Regions from separate parts of the Mus musculus genome. Here all the other regions are linked to region 1. A link is a loop called in an ENCODE intact Hi-C map of the cell type or tissue named here. Cell type or tissue: left cerebral cortex. All regions are shown on one strand. Each heading gives the region's core, and the rest is flanking DNA. Links, peaks and the distances in the headings are about the cores only.

Region 1 (11,087 bases), core at 1,673-9,672:
ATGGTGTGGGATTTTGAAACCTCAAAGTCCATCCCTAGTGGCACACTTCCTAAATCCTTCCCAAATAGTTCCACCAATTGCAGACCAAGCATTAAAATATATAAGCCTCAGGGACCCATTTTTATCCAAATAACCACAATTGGCTTGTGTTAGAGATGATGACAGTGGAAAATCTCATATGGTAAATATGCAAAAGGAGATGCCAGGCACTAAGAAAGAACTTGCAGGTCTTAGCTCCATGACAGTATATATTAAATCCAGAGATAGCCTGAAACTAGAGTAAAAGCGACCAGACAAGCCATTTAATATGAAAAGAAAAAATAAACATCACTGACCCATTCGTTAGACAAATGTTCACTGAATAAACTCTAGGTCACAGCCTGGAGCCACATGGGAAATAGATGCAGCGAAAGGATCTACAGGAGCCCGTCAGAGCCTCAAGGCAAAAATCAATCATTTCTGCCCACACAAATCTGGGGGGTGGGGCATAAAAAGTCCCTACCCCCTTCAGGACTGAAACTCTGAGGAAGATAATTATATCTAAAACTTTAAGCACAGATTTTGCAATGCAAGTTCATTGTTGTGAATGTACCCAGGCAAATATTAACTTGGGATGGGCACTGTCTCTGTCCTTCCTCCTACCCATCAAAGAGATTTGCACCAACCCGTTTTCTCATCTTTCTCCCTTCAAGGAAGGATGATTGCTATTTTCTAAGATTGGAGCTGGACTGGTCACCCAGTCTGAACTACAACATACCAAGAGTTGGAATTCCAAGGGCCCATGACAGTGGCAGTCACTCTATCCGTGCAACCTAAAAAGGAGACATTGGAGCTCCGTGACAAGTCCTGTCAACAATGTCTGTCTGTCGTCTGTCTGTCTGTCTGTCTGTCGTGACAGAATCTCACTATATAGCATTATCTGCCCTGGAACTCAATCCTCCTGCCTCCAACACCTACTACTGAGATTATAGACATGGGCCACCACCATTCCTAGTCGAGATCCACCACCTATCCCCCACCCCCACCCTAGTGGGGAAAAAAGTGATCTGAGATGGAAATGAGGCAAATCCTGGGTACATTCTGATGCTAGAGAAATGTAAGGGAATTGGTGTCAGGCTTGGGGGAAGCTGGGGGTAAAAGGAGAACGAGAGGGAGGCCAGAAGGAACTCAAGTCAGAGTTGTACTTCGATATCTTTTAATCTTTGTCTTAGTCGGGGTTTCTATTCCTGCACAAGCATCATGACCAAGAAGCAAGTTGGGAAGGAAAGGGTTTATTTGGCTTACAATTCCATACTGCTGTTTATCACCAAGGAAGTCAGGACTGGAACTCAAACAGGTCAGGAAGCAGGAGCTGATGCAGAGGCCATGGAGGGATGTTCTTTACTGGCTTGCTTCCCCTGGCTTGCTCAGCCTGCTCTCTTATAGAACCAAGACTACCAGCCCAGAGATGGTCCCACCCACAAGGAGCCTTTCCCCCTTGATCACTAATTGAGAAAATGCCTTCCAGTTGGATCTCATGGAGGCATTTCCTCAACTGAAGCTCCTTTCTCTGTGATAACTCCAGCTGTGTCAAGTTGACACAAAACTAGCCAGTACAATCTTTAAATAAAATTCCCTAAACAGGCAAGAATAAAATCCCCTTCTAATAGTTTGCCTCTTGCCCTGCTGCTTCTGATCTCCATATGGATATGGGATACGCAGGCTGTGTCTGTAAGGCAGGGAAACCTTAAATATTAGAATGCTGTGTGCATGCTGTCTCCGAGGCTGTTTGGGGGTGAAACGTTGTAGTGTGTATTGTCTTTACAGACCTTCTAGATTATTCCACAAACACCCCTCAAATCTTAGCGGCTTAGAGTCACAAACATTTCCCTGGCTCCCATTATGCGCTTATTGTAACCAAAAACTGTCAGACCTCTGGAATCAGGCGGAGAGGCACACCCCTTATCTGCACCAGCAAGGAAAAAATGCAGACCCACAGTTGCTCTGGGAGTTTCTACATAGAAACTTGTCACTTCCAGTGCCATTCCAAGTCACACATGTCATCCCCAGGGTGGGGCATATGTCATCCCCCGGAAGGGCTGAGACCACTCAAGAGCACAGCAATTTTTCCCAGATGCTTGCTGGCACTGTAGGGCAATTCCTGCATAGGCGCTCAGAGTATGGAGGAGGTAACACAGGGACAGCTCTCCATTCCATGGTGCTCAGCAAATGCAGATTTGGGCAACTTTCACAAAAAGGAACAAGACTCTCAGGGGGTAGCAAGGCAGACAGTAGACAGATAAGGCCACAGAAGGAAGCATATGTTGACCTGAAGCTGCCGAGGGTCTTTGAAGTCCCTTATTTAAAAAGGATATCCCTGCATAACGATGACAGGGACCAAGGCAAGACCCAGAAGAGTCCAGGGTTGAGTGACTGCAGAAAATAACCTTCACTGCCCCTCCACGGTGTCCCCCCAGAAAGCCCTCCCTGGTACCTAGACCAGGCTGAGCTGAAATGCAACTCCAGCTGCTCTCAGGCAGAGACTTGGGACCCAACAATCCTGTCCTTTCCTGCACACCAGTGAGAACTCCAGACCTTCCAAGCCCACTGTCCATTCATCCAGGCAAGGCCAAGAGGTGGGCAGAGCCCGCCTACGGAACTTCAGCGAGATGTTTGAAGAGGTCTTGTCTGCTGTCTTCGGTGTCTTTCTCTACCACCCCTGATTACAAAGCCTTACTCCTTCCCCACCTTCCTTCTAAACTGTTCCACCCACATATACATACTGAGAGAGCATAGTGTAGCAGGCCCGTGGTAATTACCAGGAATGGAGAGAAGCCCTTCTCTTCTTGACCTGGGCTGTTCGCTCAGGAGGAAGCAAGAAGCAAAAGGAAGCCTTAGAATGGCTCCCACGTGGCTAACGGTGAATGAGAACCCAGCCAAGCGTCAGGGTCGCAATGATTGCTTCTTCTCCAACTCTCACTTCTGCTCTGGGCCATGGCTCAGGAGGAGCCAGCAGGGAACTTGTGATGCAGATCTTGTCATCCCAGAACTCTGTCATCCAAGGGATGTGTCTGCTCATGGCCACGCATGGGCTTCAACCCTGCACTCCAGTCCCCACTCTCCCACAGAGTGTCTGTCGCTTTGGATAACCTACTTCACCTCCCTGTGCCTCTGTTTCTTCATCAATTAAACAGAAAATCACAAGAGCGTCAATGCCAAACTTGTCATGAAAATTAAACAAGTTAATAGATGTCTGGTACCCAGAATGGAGCTGCCATACAACAAGAAGTAGCTGAGCCGTGTGGACACTATGCCCCTCCTTAGAAGTGGGAACAAAACACCCATGGAAGGAGTTACAGAAACAAAGTATGGAGCTGAGATGAAAGGATGGACCATGTAGAGACTGCCATATCCAGGGATCCACCCCATAATCAGCTTCCAAATGCTGACACCATTGCATACACTAGCAAGATTTTACTGAAAGGACCCAGATGTAGCTGTCTCTTGTGAGACTATGCCGGGGCCTAGCAAACACAGAAGTGGATGCTCACAGTCAGCTAATGGATGGATCACAGGGCTCCCAATGGAGGAGCTAGAGAAAGTACCCAAGGAGCTAAAGGGAACTTCAACCCTATAGGTGGAACAACATTATGAACTAACCAGTACCCCTGAGCTCTTGACTCTAGCTGCATATGTATCAAAAGATGGCCTAGTCGGCCATCACTGGAAAGAGAGGCCCATTGGACACGCAGACTTTGTGTGCCCCGGTACAGGGGAACGCCAGGGCCAAAGGGGGGGAGTGGGTGGGTAGGGGAGTGGGGGTGGGTGGGTAAGGGGGACTTTTGGTATAGCATTGGAAATGTAAATGAGCTAAATACCTAATAAAAAAAATGAAAAAAAAAAAAAAAAAAAAGAAGTAGCTGAGCCTTGGCAGTGTTCCTTATGCAAGCATTAAAAGTTATTTACATTCATTTTAACGCATTATTTTTAAGCCGTGCTGAAAATGCAACAATCTTTCATCTGCCACTCCTGGAAGATGCCTCTCTCCAGCCAGCCAGCTCCAGCAGACTCTACAGGTTTGTCAACGGGAGTTTTTTAATTGCATAAATAATTCATGAACGCATTCCGGTTGAAAGAGTTAAGCAACATAGAGAGGGAGACTGAAGAGTCCCTTCAAGCTCTTCCCACTGCCTCCCACGGCTGACAGTGTGAGTCCTGCCCGGCCCTTCCACACAGGCATAGCGGCAGACACTCTTCCAAAAAGCCCCATCACTTACGTTCCCTTCCAATAGCTGTACAGCTTGCTGATTCTTCAGATAGTTTGTAGATTTTCAGATCCCTATACAGTAAGCCTGCTTCAAAATGGATATACCACAAAGTGGAGTAACAAATCCCCTATTGATGAGTGCCCCTTCGGTTTCCAGTCTGCCCCCTTTGAAGCCTGCAGGACAATCGGTATCTTTGTGTGAACACATTCACACGGGCAAAGGGCGATTTCTTAGAATAGACTACAGGAAGTAGACTTGTTGGGTCAAACGGTGGGTGCATTTTCTGTTTTGCTAAATACTATCAAGTGGCCTTCCCATTTATACTCCTACCAGCTTGAGGATGGGGAAGGCAGGGGTATTTGTTTTTGTTTTAAAGAGGGGATTCTTTTTAGTTAACGGTTGCTTGTTTGTTTGTTGTGGGTTGTGTTTGGAGAGGTGTTTTGCTTCGTTTTTTTTTTTTTTTTTTTCCTTCAGTGTTGCGGATTAACCTTGGGATCTTAAATATGCTAGGCAGGTGCTCTACCTAAAAGAAAGCTATATCCCCAGCTTTGTTAGTTTCAAGGCCTTACTAAAGATAGCACAGTCTGGACCTTAAGGTCGCCTTCCCTGCTCCTCCAGAGTGCCGGGGTTGCAGGTGTGGCCACCACACCCAGTTTAAAAGGTGTGTTCTCAGGCTGTTCGACAGAGAATTACCATGGCTTTTTCCTGGCAACTAGAAATAGCAGCTCATTCTTCCTTATTGGAGAGGGAACATCAGTCTCCTTCCACCCCCGTCCTGTCCCAAAGCAGAGAGGGAGGGGAAGAAAGAGAAGGAAAAACTATAACGGGAAAATGTCCCCAAATGTCTTGATTTAGACTGTTACTCATACTAAGGTATAAAACACAGCCTCCTCCTCTGCAGCCACAACAAATGTTGCTAAACCTGCTTATAAGCTGCTCTTTTCTTATTCAGCGCCTCTGCTTCTTCGCTTAATCTTCATAATTCTGAGCTTCACGCTATTATTATATTCTTGGAGGGATAAAGCAAATTAGCTGCAGAACTACATTACCCAGCCTGCACTGCAGGAAGCAGCAGCCAGTAAGCTGTAAACAGGAGCTGAGAAGCGAAGGCTTCTGGGAAAGACTATAAAGGCAGGCTCACCTGGGCGAAGAGACCATTTGCTTGTCTCTCCCATCCTTCTACCTGAAATTGGGGGTGTTTTTAAACATATTTAAGGTCACCCTTAGAGCATAATGATGATCCCGCTGGGAACTGTGTTAATTCTTCAGTTACCGGAAGTTGGATGCTAACCAAGGAGGGCAAGAGGCAGCACTATCTGCCCACCTGTTTATAAATGCACTGATATTTAAACAGCTTATTGACCAAACACGTCTGGTACGTACAGAGCAGTCCTATTTGAGTAAAGATGTGATGGGCGGGGCTCTCGCTGTCACATGTACTTAAGAAGTGATCTCTACAACGGAAGCCAAGCACCAAATATGCTGTGCAAGATGAAGCCTCAGTCCCCAAGGAGGGAACCTAATTTCCTTTGAAGAATTCCATTGTGTTGGAACCCAATCCGTTGCTGGCTTGTCTTTTCCAATGTTTTGTAAACTGTGACTAGGGAAATAAAAAGACTTCATTTTACAAACACGGAAAAGCCCTATATCATCCTAAACAGCCACAAGTCCCATTGGCTGGTCCACTTGCACCTCTGCACCTCTCTCCAAAGGTGGCCTGGACACATTTTCTATTAATTGACATTAAAACCAAGTTAACTTTGGAAGCAGCCATAGCACTGGGCTCCAACGGACAACCTTTAGCCACTGTTAAGCAACTAAAAGTCCAGATGCAAATTGAAATCCCCTCCCGGATTTCATCTGGATTCAAAAGAGCCGAAATTGGAATTCTGCACCTATTCTAAGACAGGTGGAGGAAACGTTTTCTATGAGGTGGTCCAAAGCGGTTCTGTTGATAGCGGTTCGGAAACGGAAACAAACTTCCTGACAACAGGGAAATCATCCCAAACACTGTGATACAGGGACGGTGAAGGTCCGTCAGTGAGTGGGTGCTGGTCAAACAAGCATGGAGACTTCAATTCAATCCTCAGCACCCATGTAAAAGCCAGAGCACCTATAACCCCAGCGCTGAAGATGCAGAGACAGGAGGATCCTGATGCTGGCTGGTCTAGCCTAGAGGATAAGGTCTCAGTCAATGAGAGACTCTGCTTTAAAGGAAATGTTCAGTGGTCTTAAGGATGACTCCTGAGCACTCATGTGCGCGCGTGTGAACACACACACACACCCTCTAAGGGTAATTCAGAAATCCAATTATAGAACTGTTGTAGCTGCTATAAACTTGTAGACAATTTTTTCTATGACTTTGTAAATATACTTTAAATTTTCTAAAGTAAGCATTATTTTATAGTCAGAAAAATATGAATATTGATGTTATTTATACATATCTATTCATGTGTATGTTTTTATTATATATTAGAAATAAGTGAAAGGTAAGACAATAAGAAAAAGTTCCAGATATGTCTAGAACTTCAAGTACATAACTGATCCTAGATTTTTTTTTCATCTTCATTGCTGGGGGGTGGGGGGTCAAAGCCAGGAGCTCACAGATGTTAGGTGAGCTCCCCAGGACTCTGCTTCATGTTGGGTGACCCTTCAGTTCACTGCTTAAAGATCACCTCAGTTTGGTTAATTTAGTAATGGTTATATTGGTTTCCCTTGAGCTTTCTATGCATTATCTGTCCCCACTATGTGCCCTTTTATGCTGTCAACAGTACAAGAACAAGCATCACAGCTGATTTCCAGTTTCTAGGATGCCGGTGGCCAAAGCTGCAGGCTCCCATGTCTCTTCCTTTCCTTCCCTCTTCAACACACACTTCCCTCCTGCCTACTTGGCATCACTCCCCACCTATGCCCCATACCTCTCCCTTCCATCCCCAGGGACAAGGTATCCTGCCAGCTCTTGCCCCACCAAATGTGGGAAGGGGCCTTTTCCTGTGGACGTCCACACTGTGAGGCTTATTCCCATAACTGACAATTCCTGGAGCCCCTGGCAAATGCCCCTTCAGGTGGGCCCTGACTCCAGCTCCCACCCAGAGTTGGGAACTGAGCCACTCAGCTCAGCGCCCAGATCTCTGTGCAGCCAGGGCTCCACGTGGCTTCCTTGGTTCTGTTGGCTGCTGAAGTCAGGCAGCATTTGGAGCTCCCGTTGAATATTATGCCCTTCACTTCATAGGGCTTAGCCAGCCCTGGACAGAAGAAGGCACGTTGGCTGTTAGCCAGTCAGTCAGCTGCCTGGAAATGTCCACCACCTCATCTTCACTGAACTTAAGTGGTCAAGGCTACCCCTTACCAGGCATCACTGCTGTCCCAAAGACCACAGTATGGCTTGCAGTGCAACCATGAAAACTACTCTCTAATTAGGCCTGCTCCATTCAACCTTGGATAAAGATCCCTTTACATTGGCCCTAACCCCCTGAGTGACAATGAAGAGGTCAGCTCAGGAACTTTGAAAACTTCCACCAGACCCCTCCCCTCCCAGATGAGGAAGGTCATAGAGCACATAGGCACCCCCTCCCCTCAGAAAAGGAGGGGCTAATTACATTCCTTAGACCACAGGGAGGAGGGACCGACCACCAGAGCTCATAGACACATTCCAAGACCCTTGACCACCTACCTCATTCCCTAAAGACCAATCAGTTTAAAAGTCACACTGTTCTGCCAATCACATTGTGCCTAATGGCTGCTGCTTTGAAATCTGTATAAAGGCTCCCTGGACAGGCTGGGTGGGGTTGTTCTCTCTCTCCACACACAGGGCGACCCCAGCATGCTGGACCAATAAAATTCCTCTTGCTTTTGCATCGATTCCTATCTCCACATTGTTCACTCGGGGATCTCCAGTAAGTTAAGTCTCACCAGAGTCTTACAACAGTAATTTTTTTTAACAAATCAAACCAGAAAAATTAACAGATCATGGATCTATGTATAAAGCAAGTTACTCACCTAGAGATAAAAAAAAATAATTAATTAAAATTAAAAACAAAACAAAACAAAAAACCCTTTCCATTCCATCTTGAGCCACCCAGAATGACCACAAGCTGCTGTTCTCACAGGAAGACCTCCACACCACTCTGCAGCCTTCACCCCAGGACACCAGGAGTAGACAGAGCTCTGTACTGCTCCTAGGGAGATGAGGAGTGTATATGGCTGACAGAGCTACCCTATTAAGAACAGCTTGCCATGAAGTAGGAATAGCCAACATCTTACCAGCTACCCTAGCTTAGCTACTTACTAGCTAGGTCTCTATTTGTCATTATATTATGACAAATACAAAGTCTGCGTGCCTCAATTTACTCCTCTGTATGATGGGCACAACAGCAGCAGTCACCCAAGAGGAATTCTGTGCTGATGATATGAAGTTACCACTTCCCAAGCCTGGTGCAGAGCAATGGAGTCAAGAATACTAAACTACACTTCTGGCCCTCACACAGTCTACACACTCATCAGTCTCCAAAAGACCCTTTTGAAGTAGCAGTAAAAGTACCCAGAATGCAAATGTTTGCTGAACTAAACCCTGTGAACAGACAAGGGCTGATGTGATCGCCACAGAAGAAAAGGAAGTCTCAATTAGCCTGTCTGGGTGTGCATCCACGAACTGAGAACCATAAAAATAATATCTATTTTTCCCACTGGATTCTTATAAGAATTGCATTCAATCCGATCCTATAATGCAGCATTTCTCTACCTATGGGTTGTGATCCCCGCTTTGGAGGTTAAATGACCCATTCACATGGGTCACCCAAGACCTTTGGAAAACACAGACATTTATATTATGATTCACAGCAATAGCAAAATTACAGTTATCAATAGCAACAAAAAATAATTTTATGGTTGGGAGTCACCATAGCATGGGAAACTGTATTAAAGCGTCACAGCATTAGGCAGGTTGGGAACTATTACTGTACTGTGAAGCAGTCTTGAACACTGAAAATTGTGGTGATATTAGTTGTTAAAATTATTGTTCTTTTGAGCTCCATCCCATGTTCAAGCAAGCACCAATCCCTTACACTATTAATGATACTCTGTTTTGCTTGCAGACAGGCGTTTAGCGTGGCTGTCCTGAGAGGCTCCACCCACCAACTGACTCAGTCATAGGCTTACCCACAGCCGAACAGTGGATGGAGCTTGGGAACTCTTATGGAAGAAACAGAAAGAGAATTGCAACCCCTAAGGGGATAGGAACTCCACAGGAAGACCAACAGAGTCAACTAACCTGGACCCTTGGGGCTCTCAGAGACTGAACCACCAACCAAAGAATATACATGGGCTGAACTTAGGGCTCTCTGCACATATGCAATAGATGTGCAGCTTGGGTCCCAAACAACTGGAGTGGGGCTATCCCAAAAGCTGTTGCCTAGCTGGGCTCCATTGTCTGGCCTCAGTGAAAGTAGAAGCATCTAGCCTCCCAGAGACTTTAAGTGCCAGTGTCAGGGGGATACTCAGGAGGGCCCCACACACAATCAAAGAAGAGGAAGAGGGGAGGATGGGGGAAGGGTTATGACAGGGGGTGACCGGGAGGGGGAAAGTGAGTGGGAGGGAGAATGAGTAAGTTAAAAATTAATTAATTAATTAATTAATTAAAGAAGAGTTTGATACGTGCCTAAAATTGTAAGCATGTTTTGGTGGTTGCTCTATGCCTGTCTCCTAAGAGGCAGCAACCTCTGCCCAGCCTGTCAGTGTGGCTCTCATGACTGAATCTATGATCAGTGGATCTGCTGAGTCACTGGCTTAATGAGGTTTGCGTCTCTTATAGCACCTGTTACAAACATGCTTGTTGAATAAATGCATGTAAATCTTTATGCATAAGTATTTAATTGCCAGTCACACATCTTGATTGAAATCAAAGCATTTGTGAGGGGGCCTTGGGAATTGCAGTCCAAAAGATATGGTAGTTTTGGTACCAGTTACAGACCCACACCTTCCCTCAGGTGCAGTTCATTGCTCCTGTCTCTTTAGGAACTCAGGCTGGCACAGTCAAGCCAAACTCACACACCTAGGGAACTTGGAGTGTTTGGGTCTTGCCTCCTATCCTCAGAGACAAGACCAATTGATTTGTTCATCTAGCAGGTGAGTTTAACATCCACTGTGTTGTCTGGAATAAAGGCCAATATCAAATGAAGAATGAGTTGTGAATAAGCAGCAAGTACACACACATACACACACATACTCACACACACATACACACATACACACACAGACACACACACATACACACATGCACACACACATACACACACACATGCACACATACACATGCACACACACACATGCACACATACACACACTCGCGCGTGCGCGCACACACACACACACACACACACACACACACACACACACACACACGCTTGTGCAGTCACACTCGAATCTGAGGCTGCAGGCTAGAGACTGACCTTGCCTTCCTGACTCCGGATTTGCCTCTTCACTTCCCGTCCAGCTCTCTCCAGAGCTGCACTCCAACTCTGTGCCTGTTCATCTCAACACTTGGATTTAGAGAGTTGTTCAAATGACAGGCATGCACCCCCATAGCTAGCCTTTTTATCCTTTAGTCAAATAACAAGACAGCTTGAGGGGGAAATACTGTCCAAATGAACTCATTTTCTGCAAGCTACAGAAGAACAGAATAAACAAAAAATAGTGAAAAATTATATGTGAAATATAAACAAAAATAACTAAAAACTATTCCAACACATAGTCCTAGGAATACTGTGTGTCCAATTAGAAAGAACCTGTCTAAATGGCACAAGAGACCAGAAGAGACAGATGGGAGAAACAAGGGGATGTGGG
Region 2 (11,087 bases), core at 1,069-9,068, 190 kb before region 1:
ATCTCTGGCTTATGGCCAGGACAGAATGAAAACCATTGCCAAGCTCTGACCAAATACACAAACAGAAGCCCTTATCCTGAAATTGCACACTCTGTTTATGTAACACAGGAAACATGGAGTGTCTTTGAGTTTGAAGAAGGCCTTTCTTCTCACCTCAGGTGGGCTTTATCTTGAGCGTTAGGGTCCTGGGCAGGATGTTCACTGTCTTGAAGAATTGCCACTGAATTGGTGACTCCTGGTTCTTGGGAATTCGAAGAATGAAATTCACAGACAACAGATTGTGGGTTTTAGGGAGAAGTGTTTTACTATAAAGATCTTTAGAGCAATAGGAAGGAATGCAGAGAGCCATTGGAGCAGGGGGCTTTCCTGAGATAGGGTTCTATCAAGCTGCTAATCTGGGGGCTTCTGTAGGGCTGATAATTGAGAAAAACAATAGAGGGTCCCTTTTCACAGTGTTAATAAAGGTGATGGGCAGGGACAGCATGTCCGAGCCTCTGCTGTGGAACCGCATCACCCTGTGAACATCTTTCAAACGTACACATTTGCTAAGCTTACATTCACTTCTCAATGAAAGGAGTTGTTGAAGCTTGCATGGGAAGGGCCCGAGATCTGACTAATTGTTCTCCAGATGGAAGTGTCATTTTGGGGGCGCTTTGGAGCTATAAGGAGGAAGGACATAGCTGAAGGAAGGTCACTCGTGGCAGGCACCTTTGACCCTGAGTCCGTGTACTGCTGTCTGTCTACAGAACCGTAGCAAGACTAGCTCTCTGTGATGAGGCTCCAACACTGAGCTGTTGTGCTCAATGGCATAGATCTAAGCAACGACAGACCGGACCTTCTGAAAACCATGAGCCACCCATTCTTAATGTGGCCTCAATAACAACAAAATACTGCTAATAATGGCTATAACAATAATAAGTCAATGCACCTAGAACAAACAGGTTGGTTATACTGTTTAGCACTTACCTGGCTTGCAAGTCTATAGCCCTTGTACAAATGTTTCCACAAGGAATTGTTTGCTGTCCCTAAGTGCGTTTACATACAAAACAATTATGGAGATATAAATTGTTTTGTTGGTGGTAATAAGTATTCTGTGAAGATGACCCTAGAATCTCATTTAATCACGCAGTATTTTGAAATGTTTACAGGTCATACAATCTAATTACTTCTGTCTTCAAACCAAACAAAAACTTTCGCACTGCTTACACCACAATGACAATAGCACAATGTTCTTCTATAATAGAGAATGTTTGAAAAGACCCAAACTGAATAGAAAAGAGAAATAGTTATAAGATCCATAGCCATATTAGTTAGCTATTGCTGTACTAGCAAGTCACCCCCCAAAATTCTTTTAATTAAAAAGTAAACCCTTTTTTTTTAATGCAATTTATACAATAGCTAGAGGTCCAGCTTCTGGTCTCGGCTGTACTCTTTTATCCAACCGTGGAAGCTGGTATAACTGGGCTCTGATTGGTTCAGGAGGTATACATCCAAAGATTGCAAAACTGAGGCTTCACCCTACTAGAAGGCTCAATTGGATTTTTTTTTTCTCATCATGGTAATCTGCCTGTATCAGGGTTCCAAGGAGTAGATAAATACGTAAGACTTGGTGATGCACAGGCTTGGAATGGAGGCTTTCATGTCTGTTATATCCTGTTGGCCAAAAACAATGGCAGCCATCTTCTAGGTGCTGGAAAATCATCTTCACACCCTCATGAGAGCAGCTGCAAAATCCCATGCAGAGGATGTGTGTGGGCAGGCTGTGGGTGTTGAAAGCAGTTTCTCAGTCCGCCACCATGGTACATTTATTGGACAGATTGTATTCCAACCATTACAAAAGGAAGCCCATGTAGCAAGTTAGGAGATTAAACAACAAAACAAACCAAAAAAATATGGCATTAACTTTTATAACAAGCAAATAAACATTTAGAAGAAAGCACAGACGATAGTTGCATAAGATGGAGAAAAAGCCTTGGTTTTAGCTGCTTTTTGTAAAGTATTCTGACTTTACTGAAAAATCCACACCTCTTACTCTGACTGCATGTGATGTAATTCGTATTTTATACCTTCAGTTGGATTTGGCTGATGTATTTAATGAAGAAATTATGAAGAGAAAGAACAAATGGACTATTTAAAGAAAAAAAAATTGGACAAAACAATTCAACCCCAAAATTCCATGCCAGAAATTCAACTGACAGGGAGAATATAATGTGACAGAATGTGCTTGCTATTTCCAGGGAAACGGAGTTAAAGAGAGCTTTTAGAGGATAAAGCAAAAAGCTTTTGGCTGTTACAGTACTTTCCACAGGAGTAAAAACTTTCATTGTGTGACTAAATCAATGGAGATTATTTCCTCAGTCAGAATTGCCTTTGTCTGCACGTGTTCTTTGCACGTATCTATTTTTGTTTCTGACTCAGTAGCCAGGTCCTGAAGTGAGTGATTCAATGGAAGGTGATGCTGAACTTTGTATGGAAGTTACTACATAGAGCCTTTGACTGTTTCCAAGGTCATTCACTGACCAGCAAGACACAATGAAGTCAGCATTGTGGGCTGACTTCATCTTCCCAAGCTACGGTCCTACTAAATCTATCAGCGAGCTGTGGTTCTAACAGACTTCTCCAACATGCAGTTTATTTAGGGTTACTTTCAATATAGGATTCACCTGCAGCAGCCTCCTTAGCAAGCAAACCACAGCAGCTTATGCAGTCACATGTAAACGAGTGCTAGCGATGTGAAAGGCACAACTCTTCTGGAAGAACACTAGACATTGGAATTGTGGAGATCCAGACTATATGGCAACTTGTGTCCTGAGAGAAATCAGCCCAATGGGCAGTAAGACCACTTACACATTCTCCTGTCCCAAGATTAGTTGCAGAGAAGTTGCTACCAATGTCTGCAAGTATCCACACCACTATTCTGTGGTGCCCTGGCAATTTTCTTTCTTCCTGCAAATAGCAGAGGGCAGATAGCAGGAAGGCCCACCCCACCTTCCACATCGCCTCCACCCCAGGAGAATGTATAGATCTAGCATAGGAAAGAATCATAGTTCATCAGACAGGGTAACCTCAGCTTCCCCTGTTCCAACTTATATTTAGTGCTACTAGTCCAGGGCACATCCTAATAGCTACCAGTCCATTGCTCAGTCCTACCCTACCCTGTAATCTATCCCTTCACCTTGCAGTTTTGTCCTGGAATGCTTTCTTCTTAGACTTTAGCAAAAGGGGTACTCGGTCTTTTGTCTCATCACTTACAACTTGTTTATAGTTCAAAGAGCAAGTCCTTCCTGAGATTTAGTGGTCACAGTGTAATGTCTCATGAAAGTTGACTCTGGGCAGAAATCTAACAGAAGGAGACGTGACTCAAAGCTACTCACAGGACTGAAGCAAGCCAGGGGGCAAGGAATTGGGTGTTTCAAAAGGACAACCATGCTTAAGGGTCTCAGGTGACTTACTCTGTGGAGGTGGGAATCCTGAAGAGATGAGACACACTGGAGTTGAGCAACATTTCCTAAAGCATGTATGTAGATCACACAGGGACTTTTGTGGGTATCAGCATCATTCAGGACAGAGAAGAAATGCAAATATGGTTTCCAGTTTTGCCTTGTGAAGTATTGTCAAGTATTGTTATGTGTACACAATCATATATTGTAAACAGCAGGTTTAACCTGAATTCACTGACATGCATCAATCAACTTCCCAGGATGCCTTCCCATACCACCCTCTGCCTATGGATTATTGCATCATGATGGTGGAACAGTAAATTAGTCTTACAGACAAGGTCAGCACTCTCAGTGCCCTAAACTACCTTAGTTAGGCATCTGGTCGACCCTGTTATTGTACACATGGATTGAGCCACAGAAGGGAGGAATTCTTGCTCTCAACCCTACAGAGCTGGTTTGTGGCTCTGCCAGACCACACCCTGAACCACTCTTATACTTCTTTATACTTTACCCAATTCTACTCCTAGAGACTCAGTCATTAGAATACTTGTGAAGAACAAAATCCAGTTTTATTTCAGTATCTTTGTAAGACTCTTCATATAAAACCTTTTGCAAGCCAGAAAAAAAAAATATCCTTCCCAGCTTGTGCAAAGTACAACTCAGAAAAGACGGGTACCAAAGTTGCATCACTGGAATAAAAGCTTAGCTAGTGTCATGGCTTATCTTCATTGAGACCTTGATGAGTTTGAGAAGCACCTACAAGACCAATAAATCACATATCTGGGTATCTCTATGAGGGCATTTCCAGAAAGACTAACCCCTGAATGTTGATGGTACCCGTCTCTTATGCACAGGGCCCAGATGCAATCAAAGGGAAAAAGTTCACCAGGAAGAACTATCTCCCTCCCTTTCCTCCCTCCCTTCCCTATCTGTTTCTCTGCTTCTTGGCTGCCCCAAGGTGAGCTAATCTATTAAGCCACACTTTTGGTAGCTATGAGGCACCAAAAACTTCTGAAGTCCCCCCTCCTTACATTGTATTTGGTTTGTTGGTTGGTCGTTTGGTTTGTGACAAGTTCTCCATATGTAGCTCAAGCTGACTTCACTCCTCTGAGCTGGGACTATAAGCATATGCATCTTGCCTGGTTCGTGAGTTCCCTGGCTGTTGTATTTTTGTCACAGCGAAAAGAAGCTAGCAAAGAAAGTACGCATGTTTAGCACTCTACTGTGTACGCTATGTGCATTTCTCCTTGTAATCCTCATTATTGTCTCCATTTTACAGTTGGGAGAACTGAGAGTTTTGAGAAGCGTATTTGTTACTTTTCTTATTGCTGGAATAAAACACTTGGCAAAAGCAACCCAAGAAAGTAGTGTTTCCTTGGGTTCATGGTTTTCAGAGAAGGTATGACCACAGAAGCGTAAGGTGTCAGACCACACTGCCTGCATATTCCGGAAGCAAAGACAGAGGCATGTCACACTTCACTCATGATCCATCTTTCACTAACTCTGAATCTGGGGACTGGTGCTCTCCATGTTCAGGTTGGGTCTTCCTTCCTTAGTTAAACATATCTGGAAATGTTCTTAGTGACACATTTGGAAGTCTGTTTCCATGGTGACTTTAAACCCAGTAAAGTTGACAGTAAAGATTAACCATCATAAGAGACGCAAAACTCCACTTAAAAGCTCACAACTGATGAGAGATAGAGCCAATATTTAGATTTGTAGTGTAAGTGAAAGCCCTAATATAATGACTATAGTCATTATAGATAAGTGTCATTCCTAATTCATCCCCCGAGATTTTAGCTTTCTAGGGTCCAGTACCCAGAGTGTCTCTCCTGGAAAGCCACCCTCTGTTCTGGCATGTAAGGAACAGACTCGTGAAAAACACCATCCTGAGCCTACTTCATCCCACGTTCTTCTTCCAAGGCTCCAGAAATGTGGTCTTCCCTTATGATGCCAATTAGGCAAGAACAGATGGTCTAGTTCTTCTCAGTTGTTACCCATTCAACATTCGTGGAAAAAATCCTGGAAGGTTTATTTGCAACATAAGTGTCAGCCCCAAAGGAAACTTCTTTTTTAATTTCTTGCCCTCCCTAGGAAAAGAAGAGTTCTAGAAAGAGACTTTCAGCAACTTTGGCCAAATGTGGCGAAATGTGTACATGATAATGTAAGGATTCAAAAGGCGTGTACGCAAACAGATCCAGTAGTTATAGTCATCGCTATGACATCTGATAGGGTGACTGGTAACCTTGAACTTGCCAATAACCAGCAGAGTGCACTTTGTGAGTGACTAGATCGGGCGAGAGGCTAGCATACTAGCAAAGCGGCTGGCCTGTTAGAGGGGTATGACATCCTCCCATCTACTCAGCCCTGAAGCAGACAGGTTTCAAACCAGCTTCCTCGTCTCTGACAAACATCCAAATTTTTGATAGCAACTGAGAACCTTATGAAGCAATTGAATAAAAGGATACACTCAAAGCCACTAGAGAACCTTCCCATACCATCTCTTTTCATCTCTTCAAGAAAATGGTGTAAAATTCCAATTTATATACTGGGCACATACCCCAAAATGTAGTTTTCGCTTCTTTGTAAAACTCGAGCATTCCAAGAGTTAAGCAATTTTGATCATTTTGAAAGTAGCTGTCAGATTTAATATCTGCTAAGGAGACAGAGGGCAAATGTATTCTGGAGCCTGTTATATAATTTACAGATTATTTTTGCAATTTATATTCCATCAAATAGGGTATATTAGACTCTCAGAAAGCACGTAATGATCAATTAATTTCAGCAGAGCAATCTTGGTGGCACTTAGGGGACAGGCATGATTAGACCCTTTTCTAGCTGAGTCCCAAGGTCAAGTCATCAAATATGACTGATTACAGTTTCTAATGGTTTCTCCATGCCCATTAAAGAGCACTCAACTATTCGGCTCTCCTCTGATCGTGACATTCAAAATTTGCTCTGATGGCTCCTGACAAGCAAAAATGTATTCTCTAATCTTTAACCACATAAACAATAGCTAACCACTTGTAATTGAGTTTAAATTGATTTCAGGTGGCTTCAGAGAAAAGCAATTTCTACAACAGATTAACCTCTTAATTAAAGTATATTAGGAATACTGTCAGGTGTAGAAATTCTGCTACAGCAGAAAATTATACCTCATTGACATTCATTTATGAAAGAATTGCTGCTCTGTTCCCAGGTAACAGGCTACGTATGTGTGCTTCTTGCTTTGCTAGGTCAATGCCAGCCTAATTTCAGTCTTAGAATATCAGTCCTTTCTATAGGACAGGATGTGGGAAAAGATGAGGCGACATGAAACCACATGACCTTTACATCTTTGCAAAATTACCTTTCTGAAGGGCATCAAACCATTCAGCAAATATAAAAAGCTCCCTTAAATTAGCTAAAGAATGGGGAAGATCCAGACAACCGGACAAGTTTCTGCAAGGTGCTTGATTATTTTAAGAATGCAGTAACATTGTCCCCCAGCCCACCCCATCCCCCAAGTCCTTGCTACACCAGAACTCCTCTGACCAGAATCAGGTAGAGATGGGCTGCAGAAACACAGTCCTCTGCTTCAGGTCTGCTGAATTAGAATCAACATTTAACTAAGATTCCCCAGAACATTCGGTGAGATATTAAAGTTAAACAAGCTATGCTCTTTGCGAATGCATGTTGTTCAAGTCATATAGCCTCAAGATGTGTCATTGCAACCAAAAGTATTGGGTCCATTTGATAGACCAAATACACAGCCTGGCTTATTTCTCTGTGCTTTTTGACTGTCTAGCTCCATCCTTCTGCAGTCTCCTTAGGCCCTCAGACTGCATAAATCCCCAGGGTGCATTCAGCTACACCTAGCCAGGTCTTATTGAGAGAGTGAGGATTTAGAATCAAACTTTGTTTTTTTTCTCTACCTGACCCTGGTAGCCTGCCTTACTGGTGCTAAAATCTTTTATTTATGGCCTGAATTGTCTCACCTCTGTTGTCCCCAGCTTCGATTGTGATGTTGCTACAAACTTGATTTTTCTTTTAACATTTTCTCACCTAGTTTTGTGATAGGCATGTGCATAGATTATCTCTATAAGTGTAGAGCCTGATAGCCCATTCATCCTCTGTCGGTGACAGGTCCCAGCCCGCCTTAACATGACTTGTGCTTACTTAAAGGGAGTCACACAAAAATGGAGGCGATAAAAAGACCCAGGTGTCATCAATAAGGATGGATTAAAGTAAAATAATTTGTTGAAATTTCCCCACACACAGTCCCATTTTGCCTAAAAACTTTTTTTATGTATTTTTAGTACATAGGAATATAAATAGATAAACAAATTAAACATTTACTACGAATAAAATTATTTTCAAGCAATCCTCAAGCTATATAATTTTACCATTGATAAAAGAACATCTGCATACTACTGAAACAAACAGGCTTATTTATTTTTACTTAAAGAATTAAGCCTTGAGGTGGAAAGATGAATTACAGGCTAAGAGTACCTGTTGCTCTTGCAGAAGACCCGGGTTCTATTCCCCACACCCATATGGGGCACCTCATAGCTACCTATAACTCCAATTCCTCCAGGGAATCTGACACCCACATCGCTTCTGCATGTGTATGTATGTATGGCCCACACACATAGCCTCAAGCATGCAAAAGTGGACATCATTTTTTTTTTTTTTTTTTTTAGTCTTTAGAAAAGAAATGAAACCTTGTCTGACTGTTGGATACTGCAGGAAGATTTAGTACTGCAGGAAGATTTAGAACAACTTTAGGGTTATTTGAATTGATCCTTATTTTGAGTTTATAATTGTCACTGCTGAGAATGCTCTTTCTACAAATATATAGTAGAAAAGTGAAAGGCATATGCTTAAGGCCACTTCAGAAATGATTGGAAAGTCCATCTAAATACCAGGCCAAAATTAATTTAATTCATTTTTAAATGAAATTCATATCAGTAGCTGTGATGGTTATTCTTGTCAACTTGACTACATCTGGTGTTAACTGAATCCCAAAAGGTTGGGCACACTTATGAGGGTTTTTTGTTTTGTTTTTCCTTAATAAAATCATTTTAACTGGGAAGGCCCATTTCTTATCCAGATCTTCAAGGTGGGAAGACCATCTTTAATCTGAGCCACACATTCTGTTGGCCGCCTATATAAAGGTCACTGAAGAAAGAAGCTCTCTTTCTTAGCCTGCTTGCTCTCATCCTCACTAGCAAGTCCATTCCTTTATAAGCATTACAGCCTACTTCCTCAAGATTCTAACATATACTGAAGACCAGCTGTCAGCTGAAATATCCAGCCTATCAGACTGAATAGCTACTGGACTCTGGACCTTCTGTTGGTAGACAGCCATTGTTGGACTAGCTGGATCACAGACTCTAAGCCACTCTAATAAATCCCATACATTAGATAGATAGATAAATGATAGATAGGTGAGATAGATAGATATTTATTCTATAAGTTCTGTTCCTCTAGAAAACCCTGAACAATACAATAACTCAAACAATAATTTTGAAAATGAAGCACTCAAACACAATACAACCCAAAAGGATAGACTAATTCAATACTTAAATGCTGAGGAAGGAAGGTGTGAAATTATGGAAGTCCTTGTTCTTTTTAACTAAACCATTACATTTCTATAAGATCAGAAAAGTTTGTGTTTGTAGAAAAAGCATTGCAATTCATAGCGTACAATAATCTCAGATCTGAGCAGAGCTATTTCAGGCAGCGTTCACTGGTATCGTGGCATGTGTGGGACAACATGTGTGTCATGTGTTCAGAACTGATGCTGCAGTGAAGTCACATGATGCAATTTAAGTGAACACTGCTCTATGTGCCTCAGATTCATCTCATGCTTTCTTTATGAATTAATTTGTTATCATCAAATGGTACTGCTGTCCAGGTTTTCATGATATCCACATCCAGTTCACGAGAGAGCATTCAATTTAGGAATCTGTGGTGTGACTCATGGGCTTGGTGGCATTTCAGAATCTTGCAGAAAGATGCAAGTTTTCCAGTGGCAAGAGTCCCATACCCGATAATAAAATCCTAATTCTATGAATGATCAAGCATTGGTAAAGTCATGCCAAGAGATGCCAAAATGGATATTAATTAAACTAGTCATTCCAACTTTCCCCAGTTTCAGATGCACAATTAAATTAATCAGAAAACACAGCCCAGTAATTATAACCCAGGCCTGGGAAGGCAGGCAAAGTATAAAAGAAGAACTTCAATATGGGTTCACGGTTTTCCAATTAGGACTATTCCAAATAAGATCCTGACACTATTTGTGTCTTTTAAGGCAGAGGCAAATCCAGGTAGCAGCAACATGTGTTTATGAAGCCAGCTATGGTGGTTTACATCCTTATCCCAGCAACTGGGAAGTAGTTTCTATGGAAGCCTGGGCTATATGAAAAACCCTATTTTAAAAGTAATGAGATCACTGTTTTGTAAGCATTTACAGTTTCTACACCTTTTTGTGCCTTCTCAGTTTGAAACATAGTAAGTAATAACTCAGGGTTATTTTAGAAACATAGATTCTAATAGCATAGAGAGTAAGTATCTGCCCAGCTCCTGTGCTGATTAAGGCTCATTGTAAATGTAAGGTTGTGTGTGTCTTTTATCTGGGAACTAAATGGTCAAAGGTAGAAGCCTCGGATTGGGATTAATAATTTCTACAACATAATGATGCCCAACGTGGGGTCCAAATCCACAATCCTGAGTTTCATGCTCTACTGACCGAGCTAACCGGGCCTGGCAAAAGGAGGTCTTTTGAACACAGTTTTTGTTCAGACTGCTTAGTGGTGTAGACCCACCAGTGATGTTACTGTCTTACCCTTCCAAGTTCATCTAAGCATCCAGAGCAGTGGTTCTCAACCATTCTAATGTTCACAGCAGCACACACTCTTGTAAAGTGAATTATTAAGTTGATGAACCAGAGCCTAGGAACTTCAGCTCATCACCTGGGACCTGAGAACTGCACTTGGACCTATCCTCTGCCGTGGCTTTGTGCCCTTGAAATTGTTCATTATCTCTGAGTCTGCTCTATGCTGTTTAAATATAAAAACAGATTGGTATAGGAGCTCTCTACACACCGTAAGGTTCTACCAAGAATAATAAAAAGAAAACAAATCTACTATTATTGTGTCAAAAAACCAAATTAAACTCTTTTCCTTTTTTGGCTGAGCTTACTGACTGTGTGAGAGACATGTAGCCAAGATCATTATGGTCAGACTCATTTAGGAACAACACATTCAACAGTTTTCCTTGGAGGTCCTTAACACGAGGCAGGCCCTTTCATTTCTTTATTTCCCTTTTCAGAAATTCGAGGGACCATAGCTATGACCCTGTTAGTTCTACATCTTCCTATATCCTTAAATAATCTAATGGGTCTTACACCCTGGCATGTACACGCTTGGAGTTGTGGTTGACTAGGTCAGTAAACTACGTTGTGGACACCATGGATTACTTCACAAACGCCACATTGTTTTCTCTTGTCTCAGTTCACAGCTGTTCAAACATCTATGGCCCATGGGGCAAGGTCACATCCCTTCTTCATGAAGTCCTCACAAGTAGTGTGTGCGCAGGTCATAGTAGATCCCTCATCCTGACCGCAGATAGCCTCAGCACAAGCCTTGTTGAACGGGAGGT
Region 3 (11,087 bases), core at 2,076-10,075, 67 kb before region 1:
CTGAGTAGTGTTGCAGTAATTTCCAACCCCAATGAGCCTATATAGAAAACACCAACCTTCACTTATTCCTCAGCCATGAGACCCTCTGCTACTTGCAGTTTTCCCTGGCCATGTGGTTCGGCTCCATATTGGCTTCCACCTCTCACTCCTCCCTCTCCCATCTCCTCCTCTTCTCCTCCTTCCCCACCTGCCTCTGCTCTCCAGTCCCATCTTTCCCTTCCACTGTACAATCATAGGCTCTAGTCTTTATTTGATCAGTTAGAATGGGGAGAAGATTCACATGAGATCACCTGAGGACGTGGTCTACTCCTAGTCAGGGGCAGACACTCTTGAGGAAGCAGAATTAACATCAGAATCAAACATTAACATCATTAACAGCAAACAGCAACAGAGCAACTCACAACAGAGTAGTAGATGGTACTCTTTTGAGCCTGTAGGTGTCTATGGTTGAGGACAGCCTGATCATTCCTGTAATAATAGTAAGTTGTTTAATCCAGTATTTTGGGAAAGTGCTGCATAAGGTGCCAAGTACAGTCAGCTATGCTTCCCATTAATCTATACCTACATTGCTCTTTAGTATAATAACAAATAGATTCATAGATGCATAGATAGATAGATAGATAGATAGATACATACATACATACATACATACATACATACATACATACATATGGATAGATAGATACATAGATACATAGATACATATGGATAGATAGATGCATAGATAGATAGATAGATAGATAGATAGATAGATAGATAGATAGATACATAGATAGATAGATAGATAGATAGATAGATAGATACATACATACATACATACATACATACATACATACATATGGATAGATAGATACATAGATAGATACATAGATACATAGATACATATGGATAGATAGATGCATAGATAGATAGATAGATAGATAGATAGATAGATAGATAGATAGATAGATACATAGATACATAGATACATAGATAGATACATAGATACATAAATACATAGATAGATACATAGATACATAGATAGATAGATAGAGAGAGAGAGAGAGAGACTGAAAAAGGAAAGCTGAGTCAGCCAACAACATATATAGCTATAAAACATATGTTGTCTTTATACTAATGATTGTTTTCTTCTAGAATAATAACCATGACTTTCAGAGAACTCAGTTATATATTAGAAGACAGTAGGGGAAACAATGCGGTTTAGATAGGACAGAGTCAGCAGCAGCAAAGACCCAACAACAGTAGAAGGATGTGATGCATGAAGTAGTATTAGAGCCTAGGGTTTAGTTGAACTGATGGAGGGAAAGGGAGAGAATCAGACAGAGAGGGACAGAGGGTGAGAAAAGAGAAGAACAAAGAAAGAAAAAAATAAATGAGTGAAAATATCAAGAAAGAATGGAAATGTATACCTTAGTATAGCAAGAAGACTAAACAAATAGTGATTATGGGCATTTGGGCTTTGGAAATCTAAGCTTAAAAATCCTAAAATGATGGTGTATTACTGCCCTTTCATCAATTTCTCTCCAGCGTAAGTACAGCCTCAGTATAAGTGGAACAGTGTAGCTTAAATGTAGAAAAGACATGACCAGGTTTCAGTAACACAATACCAGCCATCCTAGTTCATTACAAAAGAGAAAACTATTTATGCTCCATTGAACTGCCCTTTCATCTTAAATGTTAAGTGTGAGATTGCAATTTATATTTAATTATTTTTATGTACAAATACCGCTATGCCTGCAGGTGGCTCTCTACAAAGTGAGGAGGCAGCTGCAGTTTGATTATACTTAGACTATGTGAGTATAGTATTCACTCATGGGCCAAATGACCATCAGAGAAAAACTGTGATAGCTAATAAACTTGTGGGTACAAACTTAATTGAAACTATAAGGGCATAAATACTATCTTCCTACATCAGTCTGTCTTGCCAGAAAGGTGGCATTATCTTTAGTTTTTTACCCACCAGCACCAGAGATACTACACAAATGTGATAGAGTGGGAAGGACACAGTGTCATGAAGTCCACTGGGTTTTCCCTGTGAGGTATTTGGCTAACAGCAGCTACTCAGTGTAAGACATCTGTGGAGGTGTGGGACTCCTCTCTGGTTGTCTGCCCTGGTGAGCCTGTGCCCCCCGTGAGTTCTCCAGAAGTGATAGTGAATCTCTTGTAAAGCTATTAGTCTTGGATGGAATTCTCGGTATTGCAACTAAGCTTACCACTAGAGACTCAAAGAGAGCTATATAGGAGTCTCACTAGCACCATCTTTAATGTCATATTTTTATTAATTTACAGTATTTTGTTAAATTTTGGCCATTTCATACATTCATACAGTGCATTTAACCATATTCATCCTGACTCCTCCTGGAGCCACTCACCTCCACTCCTAACTTCATGTTCTCCTCCTCCTCCTTTGTCTTCTTTTTCTTTTTATGAATCAATGAATCCAATTATTGCTACTCAACTTATTCATGGGTGTGGAGTCATTCACTGGCATGACATTCGTGGTCATTCACAGGGCCACACCCTAAAGAAAACTGACTATCCCTTACCTGTTAAGCCATCAATTGTCAATAGTTCCTCAACTCGAGAGGAGCTCCTCAGCCCCAGCCTCTCAGGCTGAAATGTTGAACGGCTTGATCTCGTGCAGGCCTTGCGCAGATCGTCACAGCTGCCGTGAGACAGTTCATGAGTGCCGAGGTCCTGCCATGTTGGAGGACACTGCTGCTTTCGTTTTCTCCTCAACCTCCGACTCTTCCATTTCTTCTGTCCCTCTTCTTCCATGGTCCCTCCCCGGGGAGGAAGAGGTCATTAACACCATTCTTTAAGCCAAGAGTCAAGGAACAGTATTCTGGCTAAACTAGTTTTTGTAAATGTTTCTTTTCATTTAGCCATTATTCCAAAATAAGAAGTTTTAAAAACAAAATGTAAGCATGATTCCGCTGCACTGTTCTGCAAACCAGATTTGCTCCTTACGAGTAGGCGCAAGCATCTGGCCACTTCATTATATACTTTTGTGTACTTTCTTATTGAATATATGCAATTATATTGTAAATCGCTGTTCATTTTAATTCCTTCTATGACAGATTTGCATTGTATGAATATTTGAAGCTTTGTGTGCAAGTTTTCCCATCAAATGTTCGTGAATTTTCCTTCATATGAAAAACCTGAGGCCACAAGAGCCAGAGACCTTACCCAAGGAGCTAGCTATTTAGTGACAAAGTTGTGATAAAGAAACTTTGAAGGAGTTCCTCCCACAAACCAAATTCTTCACTCGTTACTTCCAATATAGTCTGGTCATTCATTCCACAAAGACACACTAGATGTTCATCTAGCTTACCTCTGCTTGGCATTGTACTAGCGTCTGATGTCATCAAGCTGAACAGAGCAGTCCCTAACATCGAGGGTATGCAGACTAGAAGAAATCAAAGTCCCAAGTACTTAAGACTATGAAACGGTGATCCAGAGAGGAGAGCTCTAGCTCAACCTGGGACAGGAGGAGGGAGGGGAGTTCAAGAATCTCTTCCCTGAAGAACTGACCCTGGAGCTCATTCTTGAGCAATAGCTAAGAGTACATGGGTCGTGAGAAAGTATTTCAAGCAGAGGGGAGTTCCTTCCAGAAGGAAGTCAGAGATTGGCTCTCTGGTAGAACACAAAGTGCTGCCTCTGGGTGCTAGCTGAAGACAAGAACCCAGACAGAAAGAATGAAGGAACTCTGTACAGTTTTACAGATCAAAGGAGATGAACTTCCCATGGAAATTTATGGAGGAATGCTGAGGTTTTTTTCCATGGCTAACCGATATAAGTGATAGTATAAAATCTAAAATGGTACACAGCTCTGTGACCTGGACAAGAATTGAAAAACTGGCATGAACGGGTGGCCTCAGATGGAAAAGACGAAAACCAGAATGATAATATCTGGGAAAGCAGAATTCAAAAGATTGGTAGGAGATTCCAGGTTGAAACACAGAGATCAATGTGAGGGTGACTGCAGGTATCTGGTTCTGGTTTAGACAATGGAGTCTGATGAAAGCCTTCACTACAGCAGATGTGTAGGAGGAAGGACACCACCCCAGGGTGACTGGTAGAAAAGATAACTATAGCTTAAAACATGTTGAGCAGAAAGGACACACAGTCATCTAGTGAAAATGTTGGTCTGAAATTCAGGAGATGGGTTATCCCAGATACCAATCTAGAAAGCATCAGCATCAATGTGACCTCCCTTAACCTCTACGACCACGCAGTGAGGTAGCCACAGCCTCACTTCATAGCCAAGAGAACCAAAGCTGGTCCAGTCATATGGCTACTGAGCTAAGATTTCTTTCTTGGTATCTGGGTCTGAAGCCCACACTCTTTTTTTTTTTTTTTACACCATATTGTCTTCCAAATCCAGAGCCTGTGACTTCCAATTAGGCATCTTTCCATTAGTCCAATCTGTTCCTCACCATACATGAGGTACTCAGGAATATCTACCAGAATGGCTGCATAGAGAAGCATATCTATTCAGAAATCATTATAAATATCTTCTAGACTTTCTCAGAAACCTTCTTTCAGAATTGACACTATACATCGTGTAATAACAAAAACAAGAAGAAATGCCCTTTCCAAGATGAAACTGAAGTCTTCCGGGAAGCCTCTCCTATGCATTCTTTGAGTTTGCTTTACCAAATCGCAGCTCTAAATAGAGGCAGGATAAAGGAGAGCTCCAATGGCTCTCACACAGGCTGTCAAGACTCGAGAGAAACAACTAACACAGTTCTATAGAAGTAACCATCGCTGATAATAGATAAGACCCACTCCACACAACACAAGCCTTCATTTCTTAATGACTGTGCAGATTTGTTTTAAAAGCACCAAATCAAAGAATGTCCTAGTCATTTACCTGAATTTCACATCAGAGAAAGAAGCGATGAGAAGGTAACTCTGAGGGAACCCACTTCAAGTCACAGAGGGCTCAATGGTGACGTGGGAACTAGACCATGGTCTCTCAGAATGGGCATACAGCAATGCCCAAGCACTAAGCAGAGAGCACCAGGACCCCAGATAGGTGTAAGACTGATGCTAACAGGAGCTACCCAGGTGGATCACATGCCCAAGGAAAGGAGTTGAATGGAATTAAAAACACTTTCAAGTTATAAGGGCACAGCAAATTCCAAACTGGAAACCCTGGTCTGCCACAGCCCCATGTTTCCAAAGATCACAGACAAGAATTCTCTACTGAGCTCCACCTAAACCAGGTCTAAAGAGTCCATAAGCATCCTGGAAACACCAAGACCTGAAATGAAGCCTTGACCTCCAGCAGACTTAGGAAACTAGGTGGAGGTGTGGCATGGGGTCCCTCTGAAGCTGTGTGGTGACTTCAGGTAACCAACTTCCAGCCAGCTCTAAGCAAAAGACCCACACAACTTGACATATGACATCTAGGCCTGGACATACCAGTCCCTTGATGAAGCCCAATGCATGTGGTGGCTTTAGTTGTCACTCAGAGGATTTTCTTTCACCACCATGTCACCAGATTTTTTTGTCTTTAATCTTGCTGTGTGAACATTTCTGACAAGTCACAACTGCTATATATACCATTCACCGACACTATTTCAAAGCCTTCCTGTGGCCCAAGTCCTTCTGGAAACTAAGACCAGCGGTCAAGGAAAAAGCAGATATGCGCAGACACAAGTTTTCCCTTGCCATTATGTTCACTTGTAATTATCACAGCACCTCCTGGGTCCTTACTTGTATCAACAGTCATCCATCCATACTTAGGCCACTACCTAAGGCTCAAAGATAGAGCTAAAGCCAATGAAATGACAGAAGATATGAGATTTCCGATTAAAATAGCTAGCCTAGTCTGATGGGCAGGCACTAGGACCCAGTAAGAGATTCTGTCTCAAAAAAATAAGGTGGGTGATTCCTGAAGAATGACACCCAAAGTTGACATCTGGCTTCCATGTGTAAATGCAGTTATGTGCATATACCTGCACGGGACACCTACACACACACACATGTGTGCACACACACACACACAAACACATAGGTGTCTCTTAAACACCTCAGGACACAAGAGAATCAAACTAGTAAGCATGACAGTGGTGTTCATTCTTAAATACCCAAAATGTTATAGAGCCTCGTTATGATCAAGACACACACAGAGTGATTTCTTCATCCCTTGTGACTCACAAAGTGGTCTTCAGAGGAAGAACGAGCCAATCCGATCTCTCTGGTCCCAGCCCACACACCCAAGCCAGGCATGGCTCATGTCCTTCTTGGGATACACTTCTTTGCTTGAATTAAAGACCATCTCAAAAGGAAACGATATTTTCTTAGCTTTCTACAGAACTACACTCTCTGGAGCAGGCTCTCTGATTTCTTGCTTGTTACAACCAAAGCTGGGAGGACAACCCCCAGGTTCCTTCAGTGGCAAGGAAGAAGTTGGGAGAGAAAAAGAGCCTCCTTGTGAAAGGCTTCTTTCCAAAGGCACGTACAGATGAATTCAAATCTGGGACTGCATCCAGGTGGAAATCTTGCCTGGAATGTCTAATGCATTCTTTCTGTTATTAAAACAATATAAGGAACCAGTGGCTCCTTGCTCCCCCGCATGTCATCAACTTGGTTCCTGCTGTGTTGATCATTTACAAGCTGACCTCAAGTGATGCCAGCCTAAAGACCTTTCCATCCTGGCTATTTCTGTTGCACAACAAACCTATGACTGCTGCCTATACTATTTCTACAAGAGTCGTTCAGAAAAACCAAGTCCTTTGCCAGAAGTGACACAACCACTGAGCTACTTCTTGTCTTGTTCCATAGCTCCACCCCACCGCCCTGCCCACAGCCAGTTGACTGATCCACTTTTCGGTTCTGCCTCCTTTCTATTCACACACAGAACTCCTTTTGTCTTTGGGGAAAGGTATTTCCAGGTGGCTATACACACGTGGCACTTTCTTATTCTGGCACAAAGGGGAGCCTTGCCCTGCTTGCCCCAGGGATCAGTGAGTCACCAACACACTGGGAGACAAAGCCTTTCTCAAAGACTAATGACTGGGAACCATAGAACAGGAGCTGAACAGGGGAAGACAGAGGGGGACAGAGGTAGACTTAACTTTGTCTTCCAACAGCCAGTTTGTGACTCTTCTTGGCCACCATATGGCCCAAAGAAACACGGAGTAAAATATGGAAAATTCATACTACACTTCTGCTATTGTGATAAAAAGCAACTTGGAGAAAAGGGGACTTATTTGGTTCACAATTCCAGGTTACCGTAATCAATTGTTCTGGGGACATCTGTGCAGGCAGTTAAAGTATCATGCTCACAGTTAAGAGTGGAAAGAGACTAAACTCATAGATCCTTACCTACTTGCTTTCTCTTAGCTAACTTTCTTCTTTCTTATACTATTCGGGATCCCCTGCCTAGGGAATTGGTGCTGCCAACAGTGGGATGGATCTTCTTACATTAATGCCTGCAGTTAAGTCAATCCCTACATACCCACAGCCAACCAAATCTATACACTTCCTCATTGATACCCTCTTCCCAGGTGATCCTAGGTTATATCAAGTCGATAGTTAGCCATCAAAAGCCCATCATGCTTTTCATCATGATTTTCAACTGGCCTTCCAGAAGGTCACCAATAGGGTTGGTAACTGCCTATCTGTGCTTTTTAGAGTAATTCATGGTTTGGCTTTAGGCATCCAGAATGGTGAGGATTACCCCTGGGAGTCCCAATAGCCAAGGAAAAATCTTATACAAAATGGAATCTACTGATCTCGTAACCTGCAGATCACCAAAGTCAAAGAACAAAGTTCCATCACTGTTTGTCACTGCCTCTAGCCTCTCTACTGGGCCATCCCTCTGGCTCTCTGAGGACATCCTATTTTATCTGAGGCTCAGAGCAGATGAAAAAGCAGTTGTAACATTTACAGCATCTACTGGGGAACAGCCAGTTGTCATGATCTCTGAGAATGAGGAAATACGATGGTACTTTATTTTCAAGTAGCCCGGGAGACTTCAATGATTGCATTAAAATTTTAATCACAAACTCCTTAAGTTAGAAAGAAAGAGAGAGAGAGAGAGAGAGAGAGAGAGAGAGGGAGGGAGAGGGAGAGGGAAGGAGGGAGGAAAGCCCACAAAGGATTCATTGTATAAAAGAGTTTCACCATTTGGAGTTCTTTTATAAATTTGTGTCAGATCACAATTTGCTGTCTGGGAAATGTAAATTAGTTATTAATGAGCCAAAATTCTAACATCAAAGGCTGTGCACCCACATGCCAGAGAGAAACAAAGAACTCTCCCAGCATAGCGACTGCTCCTAGCCGACCTGAATTCTGCATTCACTTTGACGTGCTCTGCTGCCACCGTATCAAGGAGATCGTTCCTCGAAGATGTAATGGCACAGTCACCTGCATCATTACCATCACCTCCACCTGAGCATAGCTAGACTGGCAGAATCCTAGGCAGCAGGCAAGCATATATGCTCAAGGGTGATATTGCAGGGAGCATAGCTCGATGCCTCCCTTCTGTCAGCTTCATCAGATGACCATGTTCAAAGTGCATTTCATGTTTGCAGTACAGCCAGCCCCAAATGGCATGGGGGTGCTGATCTGCTTTTTGAATATTCCCATATCACTTTTTTTCATCTCTACAACCCTTTTATTTTGACTGAGATCAAGAGACGAGCTTAAAACTGCAGAGAGTTTTTGAACTTGCAGAAGTCACAGTTTCTAGTCAGCTGGCTGAAGTCTTGAAGGTCTTTGCTGAGGCTCATTTACTCATTCTTCCAACAGACAAGGCTGTTCCTTAATGGAAGTGGGAGAGACTACATGGTGACAGAGAAGGGTCAGAAAGAGGCAGCCCCATCCTCCCTGAACTCGTTGTCCGGAGAGGACAGGCAGGCAACAAGTGCTCATGTTGTTCTTCATCTGGCATCAAGAGGCAAGAAGGAATAGCCCCAGGCTAGTCCACGGGGAAGTGACTTTTGAGTAGAGAACAGAATGAAGAACAAGTTCTAGGCAGACAAGTTCAAGTGCGGATCAAGGCTATTTATGGCTATCCAATATGTGCATAGCTGGGAGCCCAGAGTTACTCTTTGCCTGCATGCAATCCTTTCTCTCTCCGGAGTGAGGTCTTTGACCTCTACATCCAGGCGAGACTTGAGCCAGACTCTCTTGCAGTCCTTAGCCAGCGGAGGTTGGATGCATCCCAGACTCCCGAGGGCAGGTGTGTTCTGACAGCCATGGAAAGTTGTGTCTTCCTAATACCAGCACCCATGATCCCAAGTCTAGTTTTTAAAAAAAAAAATTCTCCTTATACAAGGCCAACCCTTCTATCCTTTGCCAAGACCTATCTCTGTCTAGATTCCTTCTTGTCATCTACTATAAGTGTCCCTATTGTCAAGGTTTGTCTATCCCCTGGATAACCCTCACCCTTATGGAATCTTCCTGAGGGACTCAGGACCTCTGGAAGAACAACAAATACTTTTAACTGCTCAGTCATCTCTCCAACCCAAGAAAATTAAGTTCTTAACAGTCACATTTTTAGAAGAGATTTTTGGCAAGCCCCTCAGAGTGCTCTAGCACAGCAGAAATGAAGTCGTTCCCTGTTTCCAGAAACACCTATCATCCCTTGAACGCTCAGCTGTGAGGACCTCCTAAAGCAGCTGTCGCACCTCCCACGCAACCCAAATAACTTTTAGTTCTTCTAAAGGGGCCTCCCCATCACTTCCAGGCTCGCTGGCACCCATTCCAAAGGGAGTCTCACAGACCGAGAAGCAGAAGCAGCAAACAAGCTGAGCCCTCAGCCTCAGGAATTAGGGAAGCAGGACACTGGCTAGTCTACTCTTGATAGTCACAGAACACAGAGCTCCCTAACATTCTGCAGTACAAAACTTGACCTAGGACACGTGGTCCAAAGAGCTCACTTGGGCATGGTTCTCTGTACCACGCACACATGCCCATCAATAAGAGGTAAAACATATATCAAGAAAAATTTAAAAGAGTGGTAGACATTGTACAGTGTGTACAGAGAGTGTACAGTGGTAGACATTGACAGTCACATCAATGGGAAGACTGAAGCAGGAGCATCCAGAATTCCAGGCCAGCCTTGGCTACATATAGCAAGGCCTTGCCTCACAACAAAGGATAAATAAGAAAAGACATAGTCCATCTCAAGAACACCAAAATAAGCATCACAGTGAAGCAGAAATGGAATGGAAATACAAAGTAATATTCAGGGCTGGAGACCCAGAACGTCTAGGCTCCTGTTCAGAAGGCAGAAAGTGGACATTGAACATTTCCGAGGAGCAAAGAGGTCCAGCCTCATTATGTAAGAGAGTGGGCACCCTGTTCCCTGCTTGATGAGCATCTGCTAACATCCTGAAGAAGAAAATGTATGCAGAACACGCCTCGAGACCTGCTGCCGTTCATTCTTTATGCTTGCCTAACATTGTCTGAGGCTCAGGAGTGAGCCAGATGGGGTGGTTAATTCTGACTGTCAGCTAGATTAGATTACAACTCACCCTCAGAATTATTGAAGCTTATCTGTGTGTGTGTGTGTGTGTGTGTGTGTGTGTGTGTGTGAGAGAGAGAGAGAGAGAGAGAGAGAGAGAGAGAGAGAGAGAGAGAGAGAGAGACTCCCAAATATAATTAAATTATTGGGAGCTCTGACCTAATAAATGGGTTATTCTATTGACCAACTGGATGATGAACGAAGTCACTGGGGAGGTGGTAAAAGGTAGAAGGACTTTTTCTTGTACTCACATCTTCCTGCACCACTCCACTCCACTTCCTCTCTACTCTAATGTGAGCTGTTCCTGCCATGGTAGACTGAACCTTCTGACATCCTTACCCAAAATAAACTCTTCTTCCTTTAAATTGCTTATGTCACACAAAAGTGCCGCATAAGAAAATAATGTGCTCTGAGTCCCGGCAGGAGGCCTGGGATGTTGCAAGATAATTCCACCAAAGAGCACACATAGACGGTCTTAACGATGAATAGAAAGACTATTGCCAGCTGACAACTGCGTGGGAAACTTGCCCAAATGGTATAGCCCCAAACTTCACCATGCTTTGCCTTTTATGCACTAAACCCACATCCTGGATGACACACT

The links. Peaks named below come from ENCODE experiments on the same cell type or tissue, not always from the same donor. Only the 100,000 strongest peaks of a DNase experiment are listed, where the experiment ranks them.
Region 2: a loop joins it to region 1, with 11 times the contacts of the local background. A loop is called at or near these places in 4 of 42 quality-filtered maps.
Region 3: it touches region 1 in a loop (4-fold over the local background); 2 of 42 quality-filtered maps call a loop at or near these places.

The regions. Positions count from the first base shown.
Region 1 is chr3:52,504,808-52,515,894 of GRCm38, reverse strand. No RefSeq gene overlaps it. Among named protein-coding and RNA genes, the nearest start is that of Gm30173, 6.6 kb to the left of the region's middle. In left cerebral cortex, for the core only: a CTCF peak has its summit at 5,321; DNase peaks (open chromatin) are centred at 4,246 and 5,201; H3K4me3 peaks cover 764 bases; H3K27ac peaks cover 1,310 bases.
Region 2 is chr3:52,697,448-52,708,534 of GRCm38, reverse strand. All of the region lies in intron 3 of Gm30235 (a long non-coding RNA gene), which reads right to left. Among named protein-coding and RNA genes, the nearest start is that of Gm22798, 20 kb to the left of the region's middle. In left cerebral cortex, for the core only: no CTCF peak of the experiment used is centred there; DNase peaks (open chromatin) are centred at 2,199, 4,607, 5,064, 5,384 and 1 more place.
Region 3 is chr3:52,572,589-52,583,675 of GRCm38, reverse strand. Gm40047 (a long non-coding RNA gene) reads right to left here and starts at 3,541. Exons shown (of 3, transcript XR_867277.1): 1 at 3,335-3,541; 2 at 2,547-2,771. In left cerebral cortex, for the core only: no CTCF peak of the experiment used is centred there; DNase peaks (open chromatin) are centred at 6,428, 6,805, 8,343, 9,648 and 2 more places; H3K27ac peaks cover 809 bases.